Regions from separate parts of the Homo sapiens genome. Here region 2 is linked to region 1. A link is a loop called in an ENCODE intact Hi-C map of the cell type or tissue named here. Cell type or tissue: dorsolateral prefrontal cortex. All regions are shown on one strand. Links, peaks and the distances in the headings refer to the core of each region. The heading gives the core; the rest is flanking DNA.

Region 1 (8,340 bases), core at 133-8,132:
CTGCAGTCTGCTCTTACTGGATTTGCATCTGCACTTTGCTCTGCTCCATTTCATATTTCAATAGGTTTTTATTCTCTTTCTGTATTTCAAAAATGTGTTGGAATCTCTGTTCAGATGTTAACTCTCTCCAATTATCTTCTTTGTTAATGAAATCCATTTTTTGTTACTTTTATATATCTTAAAATCACTAGGATTTCCAGGGAGTCCTGAGATTGATGGGAAGTTTGTTGCTCATTCTACTCTCTTGATCCGGAACTGACATCACAAATATTATTGTTGAGATCACTGCAGATTACCAGTTAATGACTTATCCCCCACCCTGCCCCACCCCGCTTCTTGATTCTGGAGCAATTGACAACAAAGCTAAAAGTCTTGTCTCAAAAAAAAAAAAAAAAAGACCACACATAAACAGTGACAATTGATGCATTATCTCTTCCAAAAACAGAAACCATGACTAATAGATGTTTGACTCTAATTGCTTCAATCAGTTAAGTCATTCCTTCTTCCTAGGAGGAGAAGTAAGAAGTAAAGAGAATAGCTGGTGCTTGATCCCTGTCTTAACCCATTTGGGGTGCTGTAAAGGGATGCCTGAGGCTGGACAGTTCATAAAGAAAAGAGGCTTAATTGGCTCATAGTGCTGCAGGTTGTACAAGAAGCATGGCACCAGCATCTGCTTGGCTTCTGGTGAGGGCTTTTGTGCTGCATCAAAACATGGCCTAGGAAGTCAAAGGGGAAGCAGGCATGTATGAAGTGGGACCAAACAGGAAGTGGGACCTCTCTTTCTTTATAACAACCCATGCTCAAGGGAAATAACCCATTCCCATGAGGACTAATTCTGTCTAGCCAGAAGGAGAACGCACACTCATTACCTGGAGGATAGCACCAAGCCTTTCATGAAGAATCTGCCCCCAGGACCCAAATATCTTCCACTAGGCCCAACCACACCACCACAAATTGGGGATCAAATTTCAACATGAGCTTTGGGTGAGGACAAACAAATAACCAAATCACAGCAGTCCCAAAGACTTGCCTGTGTGGTGAGAAGTATTAGTAAGTTCCTGTTTTTGAGCTGGGTAGGAATACAGAGTGTAACATGGTAGAGATATCCTTTTCCATTTATTTTACAGCTAAAGTACCTGAAACTTTGGAGGTTAAATGACTGGCTCGAGGGTATGGAATTGATAAATGATAAAGTTGGATTCTTAGATTTCTAACTTGGCGCCCTTTAATTCTTCAATGCTGCATCCCTGCTCTATGTTATGGTACTATGACCTCAAACATCAAAACACGAAATCTTCAAAGACGTATTTGATGAAGTTAAAAATATTTATTAATATTTAGAACTATCTTCTCACATGATCACAATACTGTAATTCCTAAGGTAAGAAAGGGAGCTAATATAGTTTAGAAATTCCAAAAAATATACTAGAAGCAAAAACATTTTCAAGTTCTCACTAATCTACAACATCTTATTAACCAGAATTTCGTGCCCTTTGCCTCACTTTTCAGGCTTTCTGGTATATAGTTTTCTAACACAGAAAATATTTTTATTTTCTGAATTTCTCATTTCAGTCTTTGAGTTTCTTAGGAAATAGTTGACTCCATTCCTATAAGTGCCCAGTAGTAAATCACAAGTGTCTGTATTTCTTAGTGCCAGAAAAAGCACAAAACGAAAAGGCTCCCTCAGGAGACATACATGTTGTGAGCTTCCATGACCGGCAGATGGATGGAATTTGGTGAAAGTCCATTTTACATGTGGATGGCTCCTAACATAGCTCTTCTCACAAAATAGCTGGTGATGACATTTGGCCATTTTCATGAAGCATCTCATTTTTTCCTCTGCTCAGCTTGAGATTGGTTCCTGAATTACAATCTCTGGCAGCACAGCTGAAACAGGAAACATTAAGTTGCTGGCACAGAGAAACCCCTTTCCTTTCCTTTACCCTGAGATTCCATTAAAGCATCTCAGCTAAAAGTTTTTATAATAGGTATTTCCATGTATTTGAGAAAAAGGAAACAACTAGCTGAAATAAAGCTTTCTGATGTTTTGTCCTTCATAACAAAAAAAATGATAAAGTAAAGAGAACATACTATCCAGGTAATTTAGCTAATTCAAAACCATATTTGTGACCTGACCATCTCAATAGTTTAGAAACAGTCTTTCTTCCATCATTTCAATATCTATAGAGGACCTCCGATGTGTTATGTACTGGATGACCAGGGCTGAGACCCTACTTTTAAGGAGCTCGTAAGTCTGGAGAGGGAGACAGAAGAATGAACTATTAAGTACAGTATTACATATTCCACACCACGCTGGGATGTGCTTTAGGCAAGTGTAGGAATACAGGATAATGAAGAAGAGCAGCTTATCTATCCAGTGCAAAGGGTAGGGGTGGCATGAGAGATGAACATGATCTTTGAACTTAACCCTAATTTAAAAAAAAAGACAGACTTTCCAAAAAGACAAGATATGAAAGGGTATCCTAGGCAGAAGGAGTGGAATATTTAGATAAGGAGGCATGAAAGAGGAAAGTGTGCTCTGAGCACAAAGCCTTTAGAGCTAGAGCAGAGCATGAGGTGAAGGGAAGGTAGATGACATCAGAGAATGGAAAAATGGTGTTGTTGACATGGCAATAGTTTGAACTTTGTCCTCCAGACCCATCTTTCCGATATCTGTGAGTTTCTTACATGCTTTTGCAGACTGGAATTTCTGGTGGTGCAGTAGAATAAACTTGCATCTCTAATTACTGCAGAATTTTTTCAGTCATGGTTTGAGCACAACTGCATCCTGCCCTGATCATGTGAAGAAGGAAATATTCCCTCATGTTTCATGGACACATGCTTTCCTGAACCCAGCCTGGCACTTCTCTGAGTGGCTTCGCTTACCTGCAGCAACCTGCGCTGCTGCTGCTCCATCCATCTCGGGATCGCCTCCATTCAGTGTTTCGTGTGAGAGGTGGCTCTGTCAGAGGATTAGCCCCCGCTGGAGCTAACGAAACCACATATGTACGCATTGCCCCAAATGTAGCAATACGCCTCTGAAAATGACAAATTCAGAAAATGATCCGTTGAAATTAAGTGGATGGTGACAAGAAAACATTTGTGCATTAGAAACTTAATTCTGAAGGATGAATTATCTACCTACATCATGGTCAGAACTTTAGGTAGTATCTATGGGATGAAAATGCACACATTTAAATTTATATAAATACACAATAATTTTAGAAAGCAGTATAGCATTGAGGTTAAGAGCCTAGGCTCTGGAGCAAATCAGCCTGGATCCAAATCATTGATCTCCTACTAGCCTATTTTTATGACATTATATAGAGAATTATAAAACATCTCTGTACTTCTGTTTCTTTATCTGTAAAGTGGGGGTTATAATAGCACTTATTTATTGGAGTTGTGAGGATTAAATGTAATAGTACGTATAAAGCAATTAGAATAATATCTGGCACAGAATTTATGCTCAGTAAAAGTTAGCTGTTATAATAAGATAAATTGATAGGATAAAGGAAGAAGGAAAAGAGGAGACATAGGGTAACTTGAACAATGGGAATGATAATTGATTGTATGGAAGGAATCTAGAAGGAGGTAAAAGCAAGAATCTAGAAGGAAAGAATCTAGAAGGAGGTAAAAATTGGGGGAAGATCATGAAAGAAGAAAGAATTTCAGTATTTGAGGTGTTAAATGTGAAGAGGTTGTGATATACATAAAGTGAGATGCCAAGTAGTCAGTTGGGTATATGTAAGTTGGAGGCTTATATGAAAGATGGGTGTGAGGATATAAATTTTGGGAACTCCAGTTTACAGGTGAAAGTTGGGGCCATTAGGTTATAGGAGACTGCCATTGAGAGAGTGAGGAGAAAACCCAATTTATCCTTAAGATAATTGCTTAAAATATTCAGATAATTTCCTCTTTTTTCCTCTTTAAGTTAATGCAGTTTTATTTTTCTGATGATGCAAGTAATACATGTTTTCTGCATAAAATTCTGGCTGATCTTCTTAATGGTCATTTTTAAAAAATTGTGATTCTTCCCCACGAGTTAGCCTTTGCTTGAGGAGAAAATCTTCTTGAGTTACCCCACATTGGGACTTTCACCACAAGACAAAATGCAAAAGTACCTCCTGCTCTGTTGTCTTCAGTGAAGGCCAAACAAAAGTAATCAGCTGGAGTTCTCCCCTCCTTAGATGAAAGCCCAGCTGTGTCCTGTCCAGACAGGGAGCTTGGAGCCAAGCGGCGGGGGGATAGGCCACTTACTCTGTGATGGAGGATAAATAGTGGGGCCCTTTGTGCTGCTGGCACGTTGGCAGGGCAGGCTGGTATTAGAGGAGAAAGCCTATGATTACTTCAAACACAGACATTTTCCCTCCAGTGGTGTTACTGTGCAGCCTGGAAGTTAAACTGCAAAGTGACCACCAGGGCACTTCCACGGCTCCAATGCAGCAGCCCCTGGTGAGAAGGAGGGCTACCGCCTGCCTAGGGGTGCTGAGGCCTAGGATCTGTGGCCCCTTCGGAGGGAAATGGATTCAGAAAGTCTTTCCACAGTGAACCTGTGCAAGCCTTATGAGTGCTGTCCCCTCTCCATCTGCCATTTCCAGCTTCTGGATCTGGACACGTCCACGGTAGATAAACCAGCAGGCCGACTCAGCTTGGGCACAGACACTAGCAAAGCTGAGCCACCAACCCCATGCCAATGAGCAAAGTTAAGCTTCGTGAAATCACACAGGTTTTAGCAATCAAAACATCTAGAAAAAAGCAATTTTGATTTCAGCATTCCTGCAAGTTGTGCTTCACTCTTTAGGTCTTATTCTGATCACTAACGTGGAGGACTCATCATATTTTTATGCTAAGAGCTTCTAAAGCTTAATTGACCCTTAGCAAATCACCAAAACAGATGCTCAGTGCCGGTATTATGGGGTGGTAGATGGTGAGCAGAGAATATCTATTCCAATCTATTTCTAAGACTATGACCATTTCCCTTGCATGTGGGGAGGAAGAAACAACCTAATGTTCTCTTTCCAGGCTCTTGGTCAGTTGTTTTCATGCATCTGGTCGCCCTCCTCAGCTGAGATACGAATAGAGATACAAATAGAGGATCTGCTGCTTTTGGCATTTTATTCCCTGCTGCCTCCTTACAGCCAGCTTTAGATTTACCACTCACCCTCAGTTACTCTGTTGGCTGCAATTCTACTCTGCTACTGCTTATAGACCTAACATTCCTTGGACAACTCCTCAGTATTTTAGGAAGTTTTCATGATGTTATCCTGTATTCTCTCTCTCTCTCTTTTTTTTTTTTTTTAGAGACAGGGTCTTGCTCTGTCACCCAGGCTAGAGTGCAATGGTGTGACCTTGGCTCACTGCAGCTTGGAACTCCTAGACTCAAGTGATCCTCCCACCTCAGCTACCCAAGTAGCTGGGTCTACAGGTGCACACCACCATGCCCAGCTAATTTTTAAATTTTCTGTGGCGATTCGGTCTCACCATGTTGCCCAGGCTGGTCTCAAACTCCTGGCCTCAAGTGACTCTCCTGCCTCAGCCTCCTAAAGTGCTGGGATTATAGCATGAGCTGTGCCCAGCCCGTCCTGTATTCTTTGAGTATGCTTTGTCCAAGTGTCGTTAAATGCTGCAGAGGGTTACTGATTACTATAAATCACACCAGGCAAGGCCAACACATGGTGAACTCTCTTCTTGAACCTCCAGAGAATCTAAGTATGTAAAGTTAGAAACAAACAAACAACAACAACAAAGCCATGGCCAGTCTGAAAGCAACTGCAAAACCCTCAAAGATTTTGCCTCTTGGCCACGAAAGCTTATTGTATGGGACACCTCAAATTTTTCACCCACTCTTTCTTCTTACTTTCTTTCCTTTTGCTTTTCTTGGGGTTTCCGATTGCAGGACGGCAACGATGTCACCATACAGAGCTCATGGCAGTTAGTCGGAGGATGCTACTTAAATCCTGACACTTACCCTACATTTACCATCCTCAGTCTTTCCTCAATCTTAGAGTCATGCCTTCGTCTCCCCAAATATCCCCTTCTCTCTCCTATTTTTCTATCACCCTCCCCCTTCAACACATATTTCCATTAGGAAGGCCAAGGGGAAAATAACCCACTAACCTCTAAGAAAAAAAGACCTTGGGTTTTCTTGTTGATGTTGAAGGAAAAAGAGACATCAACAGGACACCTCCTCCATCCCTTTAAATCCTAGCTACTACTAGGATTTGACTGATTTCCAACTCTGAAAAGGCTTCAGAAAATACTCAGCAACTCTGCAAACATGAGTAAGAGAATTTTGATAGATTAGGAACAAATGTTAACAGTCAAGATATTCTAAGAATGTTCTGCCTTTTCTATCCAGAAATATTTCAGTCGTGCTCCCTTTAAAAGACACAATTCGTTGTGTAACATATCTGACCTTTGACCCTTAGGATGTGGGGTATCAGGTGGTGATGGTGGGAGGGAGGCTTTTGCAGTCACTCTCTAGAATGAGCCTCTTCTTTAATAAGAAAAGGGTGGTTCTCACACCAAACATGGGAAAACAAATATTTTGAAAAGCAAACCTTTTTTGAAAAGCAAAAACAAATATTTTGAAAGCAAAAACCTTGGAAAGAAAAGCTTTAATGTCTATAATTCGTTCATGTCGTTTATTGCAATCTAAGTGGGAGTTGACTTGAACACACTGTGTGGGTGTGGGTGTGTGTGTACAAGAGAAGGATTGGGTAGGATTTCCCCCAACTCTGTTTTTTCAGAGGAGTTAAGATGAATTATAGTAAGAGTTGTTTCACTCCCAGAAAAGATTAATTTGGAAAACATTTCTTTTGACACGCTGCTTATAATTAAAGTAATTCTTCATTTTTCTCTGTTTCCTTTAAGTAAAAACTTGTGGCTTTATTTAACCTTCCATCAATTAACTCTCTCAAAGAAAAATAACCCTGAGCCCCATAAACATGCATATTTAATTCTTTATTGACAGAGAACAGAAGAGCAGTGACTGCCACTGGCTGCAAGGACTCCGGCATTACTACAGCTCCCAAGTCAGATACCCTGTGTGCACCAACCTCCAGTTTCCTGCTTTCTCTGGCAGGGGTTTTGATTCTGAAATCCTGCCTCCTACAAGTTTCACCAGTGCATACAGTTAGATACAGTAATTCTACTAAAATTATGCGGTTGGAAATGTTTGCATAGGAACATTCTTCATTCATCAAGCATGTTTCGATCTCTTTTGTGCTAGGCACTGAGGACACACTAGTGAGCAAAATAAACATTATCACTTCCTTTGGCTTGTAGTCCAGTGGGGAAGAAAGAAATTAACCAAATAATTAAAATAATACACAATTAAAAATAATATAAAGCATTATAAAGAAAAGTACTTCTTGCTTTAAGAATGCCACATTAGGGGAACTGACTTATACAGAGTAAGAGTGTGTTAGGGGAAGTTGTCAGGAAAGTTATCAGAAAGGTCTTTCCTGAGGATACGTCTGAACTAAGACCTGAAGGATGACTGCTGTGTTAATACCATGGAATTCCATATAGCAATTAAGGACACATGAAGAAAAACATGTATTGAAATAGATGGCCTTCTAAATCTAGTGTTTGGGAAAAATCAAGTTGCAAAATGATATTATGATATATTGAATTATTTTTTAACTTTTTTTGTATGCCCTGTTCTTTTTGCCATGTGGCTTTGTAGTAACTTCCTCTAGAATTGTGGATTACATATCCTTGCCCCGCTGAAACTAGGTTTAGCTGTATCATTGGCTTTGGTTCGTGAAAAGTGGGCAGAAGTGACCATGTGTCAGTTTCAAGGGAGACCTCAGAGACATGGCGTCTTTCTTCCTATCCTCTTATATTCAGGTGATCTTCTGTGAGATGAGCAAGGCCCAGGTAGCCTCTACCTCTTCATCCCAAACCCAGAACAAACACATATGGAACAGACATGAACACAGCCACACCCAGAAGACCCACAGCCTACTCTGCACAGCTACCTGTCTGAGCCCATCTGATTAACCAAACTTTAGCTGACTTGCAACCTCATGAGTTTGGGAAAAAATGCTTATTGTGAATCACCTAGTTTTGGGGTAGTTTGCTAGATAGCATTGTTGTAGCCATAATCAACAACACAGTTATACAATATAATACCATTTACGTAAATTTTGAAAATCTGTAAAACAAAGCTATGTATTATACACGAATACACATATAATTTAATATCGTAAGAAAAGGAATGGAAAAGAGATGCACCAGAATCACAATAGTCATTAGGGTACAGTGCTGCCTTTGACAGTATCTGAAGTGTTTCATTTCTTAAAAACAAAACCAAAACCCAAAGTGTGATTG
Region 2 (8,340 bases), core at 19-8,018, 110 kb after region 1:
TGACTTCTTTGAAAATTTTGTTTAATGATTTTGTGATACTGGGGCAGGTGGGGCAAGAAAGGAACAGTATAAAGGATTTGGCAACTGAATAGACCAGAGTAAAATATTATTCAGTGTGAGCTTCTGTTCTTGTAAGAACAGAAAAATATCCTCTTAAATTTTTTTTTATTATTTGAATAATATTAAACTAAATGCTTATAATAAAGTTAGGCAGAAACATTTAGAAATTATAATTATAATCCAGTTTATTTGTTTAAGAAACACTTGTATGCTATATACCAGGCGTTGTGCTTGGAACAAGTTTTTAAAAAGTAATTTTTAAAGCCCTTACAACCTATTCAGCACACACACAAACACAACTGCATAATTTTAATTCTTTTTCAGTTTGATAGTAGTAATCTTCCCTTGGGCCAACACATTTTCTTTTAGATTCCACTGAGGTGGTTTTTTTTTTTAAGGTAGTATGTAATATTTTAATCTCTTGCCATCTTTCATATTTGACTCATCAAGAAAAGGTTGTGAAAAGTCTTAGTTTGCCCTTTTTTTATCTTACATTTTTTTTAATCTTACATCTGCATTGCCACTGACAGGAATGCCTTAGTAATATTCCTAGAGATTCCAGATGTTCTTCAAATTTTACCGTATGCCTGCCACTTGGAAAGTGTTCAGTATAGTATATGTTGCTTTTTTTTTTTCCAGAGTAACTTGATTATAAATTACAGACAATGCTCTGTAAGTAAGTTAAACACCTAGCACCCAGATCTTGGTTTTGTTGTTGTTTAACCATTCTACATTAAAAAGAACCAGGGTTCCTTGGAGAAACATCTGATTCTAGGACTAGGGCAGGAAATATACAAGACAAGCCTGGAGCACCTTACAGTGTCAGAAGGCAAGGCAGTTCTCAACAACAAAACAATAAAACAAACAGAACCCAAAGACCACAGTGATGGGGATCTGTCAAAAAGACACAGAAGCCAACTGAAAGAGCTCCTAATAGCCAAAGCTGAAACATTTGAGCAACAAAAGCAAGTAGTATTAGATTATAACCCACAGTATAAAATAAATATTTATGACTCCAAATGACGTAAAAAATGATTGAATAAAAGAATAAGTAGGCGAGACTAGACAATTTTTTCATGCAAAAGAACAAGTCTGCCCTCAAGGAGGTGAAGCATAACTCCCTACTCCTTAAGTTTGCCCTGTGTATAATAACTTCTTTCCAAAGAGTAAAATAAGGAAAGGTAAATTAGAGTCACTTTAGAGTATAGAACCCTGACAAACACTGCCCCAGCCAGGTGGTCAAGGTTAATATCAGCAGTCATAAGTCATAATAGATAGTATGTACTCTTGATGTGATAAGAGTGGCACTTTAACTCTGTGCTCTTTCTCCCAAACACCCATAATTGTATGCTAATTATGAAAAAAAAAATTAAACAAATCACAATTGCAGAACAGCCTATAAAATACTTAACTGGCACACCTCCAAACTATCAAGGCTAATAAAATCAAGAAAAATCTGAGAAACTGTCACAGCTAAGAAGAGCTTAAGGAGACATGATGACTAAATGTAATAGGGTATCTTGATGGGAACTTGGAACAGAAAAAGGACACTAGGAAAAAACTAAGAAAATCTGAATAAAGCATGGACTTTACTTAATAACAATATATCATATTAGTTCATTAATCATAACAAATATTGCATACAAATTTATTGTCATTAATATTTGGGGAAACTGGGCATGAAGTATATGGTAACTCTTTGTATTATCTTCACAATTTTTCTCTATATCTAAAACTATTTTAAAATAAAATTTTATTAAAAGAAATCTAAATATGTGATCTTGTGAGTAAGTAGAAATTCTGTTATCCACCTTTCAAAGTTGTAAGATCTGGTACTATTTGAGATAATCTCAGTGTCCGGAATCACTGCATTTTGAAGGTATGAATGATTATATGTCTTGGTGTGTCTTGGAGGCACTTTGCTAATAATGCTTTTTAAAAAAACATTTGTAAAAACAAAAGGTAATGAGCTGTCCATATTCAGAGACATTAATTCCTTTGGATCCCTCAGGCAGCATTACATGTCCTGGTAAAAAGCAATGGATTAACTCTGTTCTGTCCAATACTGTAGCTATTAGCATATGTGATTACTGAGCACTTGAAATGTAGCTGGATAAAACTGAGATGTGCTATTGGTACAAAATACATACTAGATTTTAAAAACAAAAGCAAAATATTTTGTTAATAGTTTTTTATACTGTTTACATGTCAAAATTATGTTTTGGATATAGTGGGTTAACTTAATATATTGTTAAAATTTATAACACTTGCTTTTTTTTATTCTAGTATGGCTAATTGTAGCCACTTGAAATTTAAAAATAGATGTGTGGCTCACATGTCTATTAGACAGTGCTGGATTAAGTGGATCCTCGGAGACTGGAAGAGTTAATGGATTTCCCAAAAGCAAACAACGTCCCTCAGAGAAATTGTCAGACTCTGTTGTGGGTTTCTAGGCTCTCACCACAAATAGCTGGATATGTGCAACATTAAGGCAATTTCCCGGAGATGACTCTTGCCACCATGAAAAGCCACCTGCAGTGACAAGAGGCTTTCTTGATTTTTCTCTCTTATTTCCTTGAAGATTGTGCTTAAAAAGGAATGTTGGAGAGTAGTTTCTTGAAGGATTTGTGAGTGAGGAAATTAAAATGTATAAGGAAATATGAACCACTATATAGAGCACTTCTAATGCTACCTTTTTTTTTGGATGGGTTTGCCTTGGAGTTGGAGATGTAGTTTTTTCCAAACCTCTTTGGCACAACATATTTTAAAGCATGAAAATATTCTAAGGCAGTATCCACATTACAATAAAGCAACTGGCAGAAAAATGAAATGTTAACAACTTAGTTGTTTGGACTACAGAGACTATCAGACAACCAACATGAACAATGCACAGGAGACATCTTACTTTGCTAAATGTAAATTTCCTCTTGGTAGATGAGTGAGGAAGAACAAGTTCCAGCTGGTTGGCGGGCAGGCGGAGGGGTGTGGAAAATGTGTGTGGGTTTTTTTTGAAAAAAATTATTTTTAACAAAATTGTGTTTTTTAAGTTGTATTTCCTTGAGTACATTATCTTGAGAAAAAAAGAAAGAAAAGCCAAACAGAGTGTTTTAGTTTTACATAAGTAATATAGGTAGATCTGATCATAAATTCCTAAATTTTACCAAAGTTTGTCATTATAAGCAAGATAAATCAATTGTCAGTAATTACTGTCACCCTCTGCTCTGAGTGGCTCTTAGAAGGAAATTATGTGAAGAGAGATAAGCCCTGTTTTTTCAAGTAAGAGCCTTGGGGAAAGGGCTCAGGGTACAGCTTGCCTCACTCTGATGGGCAGAATTGAGTGTTGGATGTTAGGAGACGACAGCATAAAAATACTGTGTTATAATTTATGATTTGACTATTCATGCAATGCCACTTACGTTGGCACTGCAGGAGATTTACCTTAAAATTATATCAAATAACCTAGGCTAGCAATCTATGTATTTACACATGCAAGAGATGGATGAGAAAGTGGAGGCACAGGAAGCCAAGTTATTTGTAGTTGTATAGTCACACAGGGGTTCTAGACCGGTGGTCTATAATCCTAGGCTCTTTGTATGAGCCTTCTCTGCCTCTCTTACAAATACCATGCACAGCTATCACACCTAACCAGTGTACTAGAAGATTACAAGACACCTAAATGCCAGGTTGGAGAAGCACAGGTTGATTGAGCTTGATTCTTTAAGCTGAAAGCAGAAAGTCTGCTTCTACCTTTTCCTGTAGTCTCCTGGAGAGACCATCCCTCCTCAGCATTATGGGAGCTGCTCTTTGTTAAAGGCTCTGTCTGAGTGGTGTATTTTTGCCTCAGAGGCTCAATTTGATCAATTCATATGCCTATGTAAAAACCACCAAGCTTCTAAAGCGATCACATTAGGCTCACGGTGGGAGTCTCTACACATGAAGAGCAGGACATGTGTCCACTGCATTTCAGCATCTGTGCAGGACAGCCGTGCGTGCTGCTCTGCCCTGGGCAGAAGCTGTCTCAGTTGGCCTGCTTTATTCCAGCTCTGAAACCCAAGTCCCATGCTAAGGGCCAGAGGAGAGGTTCATGCTGCATTAGGCTAGCTCTGCTGAGAAAGGCTGGAGAAACACATCAGTAATAATTTAGCACTCAGCAGCTGCAAGAGTGCAGGCCCCTGCCAAGTGCCAGCCTTTGGTTCTCCTCTCTACCAGGCAGTAGCTAGTTCATTCTCTGGGCACTCAGCCACATTTCAGAGAGAGCCGTACTGGTGATGGCTGGGACAGCACAGACACACAGGACAGCACAGACACATAGCCCCCTCAACAAGGCACTACTGTGAACTATCCTGCTGCACAAACTGTGTTTAAGAATTGAGACGTTAGCAGCTAAGAGGATACAGGGAATGGTTGACTTAAAGAATTATAAAGCCAGTGATAAAATATAAAGTTCTAAATAAACACATTATAATAAGCAGAACATGATTTAGAATACATGCTGCTGAGTGGCTTCTAAATGAGACCCAATTTTAAATACACAGATTCTGGAGCTCAATTTGTTTCCTAACTGAAAAATAAATAAACAATCCACCATTTCCTGTCAGATCCCAGGGTGGTTTCCTGGAACCAAAAGAATCAATCATTCCAAACATAAGATAATCAATGTATTGGAGTGGGGGCGGGGGCAGGAAGGGGCGGGAGGAGAGGTAGGGTTTATGAAGCCTTGGCTGCCTCAGCAGTGTGTAGAAGGCATCTCAAATCTACCCAACATAAAATCTCATTCATATCCCCCTAGTTTTTCACCCTTAATCTCATCTAGATCAGATCTATGATTTCAACGACAAACCTTGTTCACCATGGCATTATTGCAGCACTCTATTTTTATTGGAAATGGCAGCTCTTATTCCAACAGACCCCTTGGCTTCTGTGTGTGGCAATCTGAGTTTGTGTCAGTTGTCAGCCTAAGGGGTTAAAATTCATTTTAAATAGCAGCACGGTGGGTGCAATCCTTCCTTTCACTTGCCTTGGGAATAATTTAGCAATCTGCATTTAAAGTCACAAAGTCTATTTGGGTTTGAGAGAGCAAATTTTATGACAATTAGACTTGTTTTTTGAAGGTGAAGGAAAAACCAAAATGGCCATTTAATAGACATTGAGCTAATCTGACATGTTGCAGGAAAATTTTTGAAGGCTAACAATAGGTTAATTCTGTAATACTTAAGATAGATGATAATGCTATTGCAGTCAACATGTTTTTTAAATCTGTATACTTTTTTTTTTTTTTCAAGAAAGAAAGAACCTTGAAGCATCCTGTGGTCTTAATCTCTTAGGCGTTCTAAGGAATTCTTCAGCCAATTAATAAAGTGCCCCTTCACTTGAAGTCTATGAAAGCCAACATTTGTGGTGAGCAGGGAACGTCAGTTAATCACATATTAGGGATGATTCCTTTGTTCATTGTGCAAAAGTGGTTTCTAGCAGACATTCTTATATTCCCATACACAATATTTATCTTCTGAAAGCCAAACGAATTCAAACAAGCCAATGTGACCTTTAAATAGTGTTTTTTTTCTGTCTCTTGGAAAACAATTAAGGGGTTTCACTATATTAGTGGGATTTCCCCTTTCTTCAGTCTTCAAAAGATTTTTCTTTCATCTTCTTTTTCTTTCTCTCCAGCTACAAAATGTGCTCATTACGGGCCTGTCAGCTACAAAAGGGAGACTTTTTCTTTTTCAGCAGGTATGAAAATCTCAATAGCTTCTTTAATCTCCAGAGAGTTCTCTTCTGCTCTATTTAATAAAACTCAGCACTTCAGTTATCAGAGTCATTAGAAGGAAGCAGGATTGGAAGAAGGAGCCTTAATTTATTTTGGTGACATATGTAATTAAACCATTTTTTTCCCAATGGCTCTATATTTTTCCACTACCTTTTTTTTCTTTCAGAATATTTCTGAAGAAAATCTCCTCATATGGAAAATGAAGATTAAGCAGCAATAAAATAAAATACCCACTCCTTCAGAAGCCAAAATAATTCTTTTACCAGGCAATTAGCACAAATAAGGGCCAGGATGCCATTCACCCCCAAATAAACCTGATTCCCTTGAATATCATTGGCACTTTTTTTACTGTCTTTTTCTCTCAACTAATCTGAAACATATTTGATGAGCCAAGTTTGCTCGATGGTCCTGTACAAAAGGATGTGAGTTTGATAACATTAAAGGGCTACAAATCTCTGTGCACTGTAGACATGACAGAGAAAGTGGATAAAGTGCATCTTCTGAAGCTACAGTCAGAAATCCAGCACTACGTTAGCACATGGCAACCAAGCTCAATTAATTATTTTTTTCTAGTTAATTATTCCTTAAGGAACCAAAAAAGTTAAAAAGTTGCAATTAGTTGAAAATACAAAATATTCTAAAAATTATCAACCTTAGGTCTGGGGGAAAGTGGATTTCAATGGCTCTCCACTGTCACCCATATCTCGGTACCCCAAAATTTAGTGGGTGTGTTATAGAATAAGCCCTCCCCCTAATCCTAACTGATGATTAATTCAAATGATTTTTTTTTTTTTTTTGGAGACGGAGTCTCGCTCTGTTGTCCAGGCTGGAGTGCAGTGGCACAATCTCGGCTCACTGCAACCTCTGACTCAAGGTTAATCCATCAATTGATGATCATTCCTTGTACAGTCAGCTGGTGTTTTGTGACATTCTTCACATGCAGTTGTCGATTCAGTGTATTTAATAAACAGAAACAAAAGCTCTGTAACACGAAGCAAAATTTTCTCTAACTTGCCCTTAGTATCCAAGGTCAATTATTTTATTATAGCTATATAGATTAACCTGACAATCTTTATTCCCTAGAAATCAATGCTAGTTCTCAATAAATCTCTATTCTATATGTAAAATATATTTAAACATTAACTTCTATACATTTTTTTCATATTTTTCCACTATATTATTAAAGTGTTCAGGGCTACAATTTCTAGTCTTTATGGAATGAAATCAGAAACATGAATTTCATTGAGGAGTGAATTGGAAACCTGTGAAGATTACGGATGACATATGCACCATATGGAAAACATTGTTCAAAATTCAAATTATACCTTTCAAGTGTCTCTCACATCTCAATATGGTTTTGTTTTTCTAATATAAAAAGGTCAAATCACTGGTATTAGGTGTCTTTTGCCTAGATTGGATATCCTGCGGTACCAAGAGTCTTTTTTGTTTTGTTTTGTTTTTCTACTTCCACATCTCCTGGTATTAGTCTATTCCTTCTCTCTCCCCAACCTACCTCATCCCATGCATTCTCTTCTTCCTGTTCAGCCTTCCTTACCAGAAAAAGAAAACAAAACTCATGATGTCATGGAAAAGTCAACCAAAGTAAACCATCGTGACAATTACGTGGAAAACAACAAAAACACAAGTAATTAAAACTAAATTGTAAAGAAAGAGCCAAGATTCCCAGTAATCTGAAAATAAGAGGGGGAAAATCTCACTTTTAAAATTTATTTAAAATGTACAAAGACAACAAAATAGGATATAGGGTAGGTGGCCACAAATGCTGGTGGAGTTTCCTCTAGATCTACTTAAGGAAACACCACATATGTGGTATAGCCAAAACCAGTTTCCCTGGCAAGAAGAGAGAGTAGTTATTATACGAGTGCCACTTTTTTTTTTTTTGAGATGGAGTTTCACTCTCGTTGCTCAGGCTGGAGTGCAATGGTGTGATCTCGGCTCACCGCAACCTCTGCCTCCCAGGTTCAACAATTCTCCTGCCTCAGCCTCCCAAGTAGCTGGGATTACAGGTGCCAGCCACTACACCCAGCTATTTTTTGTATTTTTAGTAGAGACAGGGTTTCTCCATGTTGGTCAGGCTGGTCTCAAACTCCCGACCTCAGGTGATCCTCCTGCCTTGGCCTCCCAAATTGCTGGGATTACAGGCATGAGCCACCACACCCGGACAGTACCACTTTTTTATACAAACATATTTCACTGGTTTCAACACTGATAGCATTCATTGTTGCTTTCTTCTTTTTAGTAACATTTTCATTTATCTAGCCTACAAAAATCTGAGGTATATGACATGAAGAGTTCTGACCCTGGTGTCAAACCGTCTAGGTCTCAGCCTGGAGCCACCACTTTCTAACACTGTGACTAGTCACTCAATCTCATGAAGCCTTATTTTATTTAGCTACAAAATGGGAATAACAATAGTATTTACTTCATAGGATTATTGTGAGGTGTTAATAAGATCATGAATGGAAAGCAACATGTCTGACATACCTCAAGTA

The links. Peaks named below come from ENCODE experiments on the same cell type or tissue, not always from the same donor. Only the 100,000 strongest peaks of a DNase experiment are listed, where the experiment ranks them.
Region 2: a loop joins it to region 1, with 2.3 times the contacts of the local background. A loop is called at or near these places in 2 of 110 quality-filtered maps.

What each region holds. Positions count from the first base shown.
Region 1 is chr5:82,918,076-82,926,415 of GRCh38, forward strand. LOC107986430 (a long non-coding RNA gene) reads left to right here. Exons shown (of 3, transcript XR_001742771.2): 3 at 6,977-7,282. It overlaps LOC105379051 (a long non-coding RNA gene), which reads right to left. Exons shown (of 3, transcript NR_188290.1): 2 at 2,887-3,038. Among named protein-coding and RNA genes, the nearest start is that of LINC01338, 62 kb to the left of the region's middle. In dorsolateral prefrontal cortex, for the core only: no CTCF peak of the experiment used is centred there; DNase peaks (open chromatin) are centred at 4,266 and 4,623; H3K27ac peaks cover 1,361 bases.
Region 2 is chr5:83,031,719-83,040,058 of GRCh38, forward strand. No RefSeq gene overlaps it. Among named protein-coding and RNA genes, the nearest start is that of TMEM167A, 42 kb to the right of the region's middle. In dorsolateral prefrontal cortex, for the core only: a CTCF peak has its summit at 4,194; a DNase peak (open chromatin) is centred at 4,273; H3K4me3 peaks cover 1,479 bases; H3K27ac peaks cover 4,144 bases.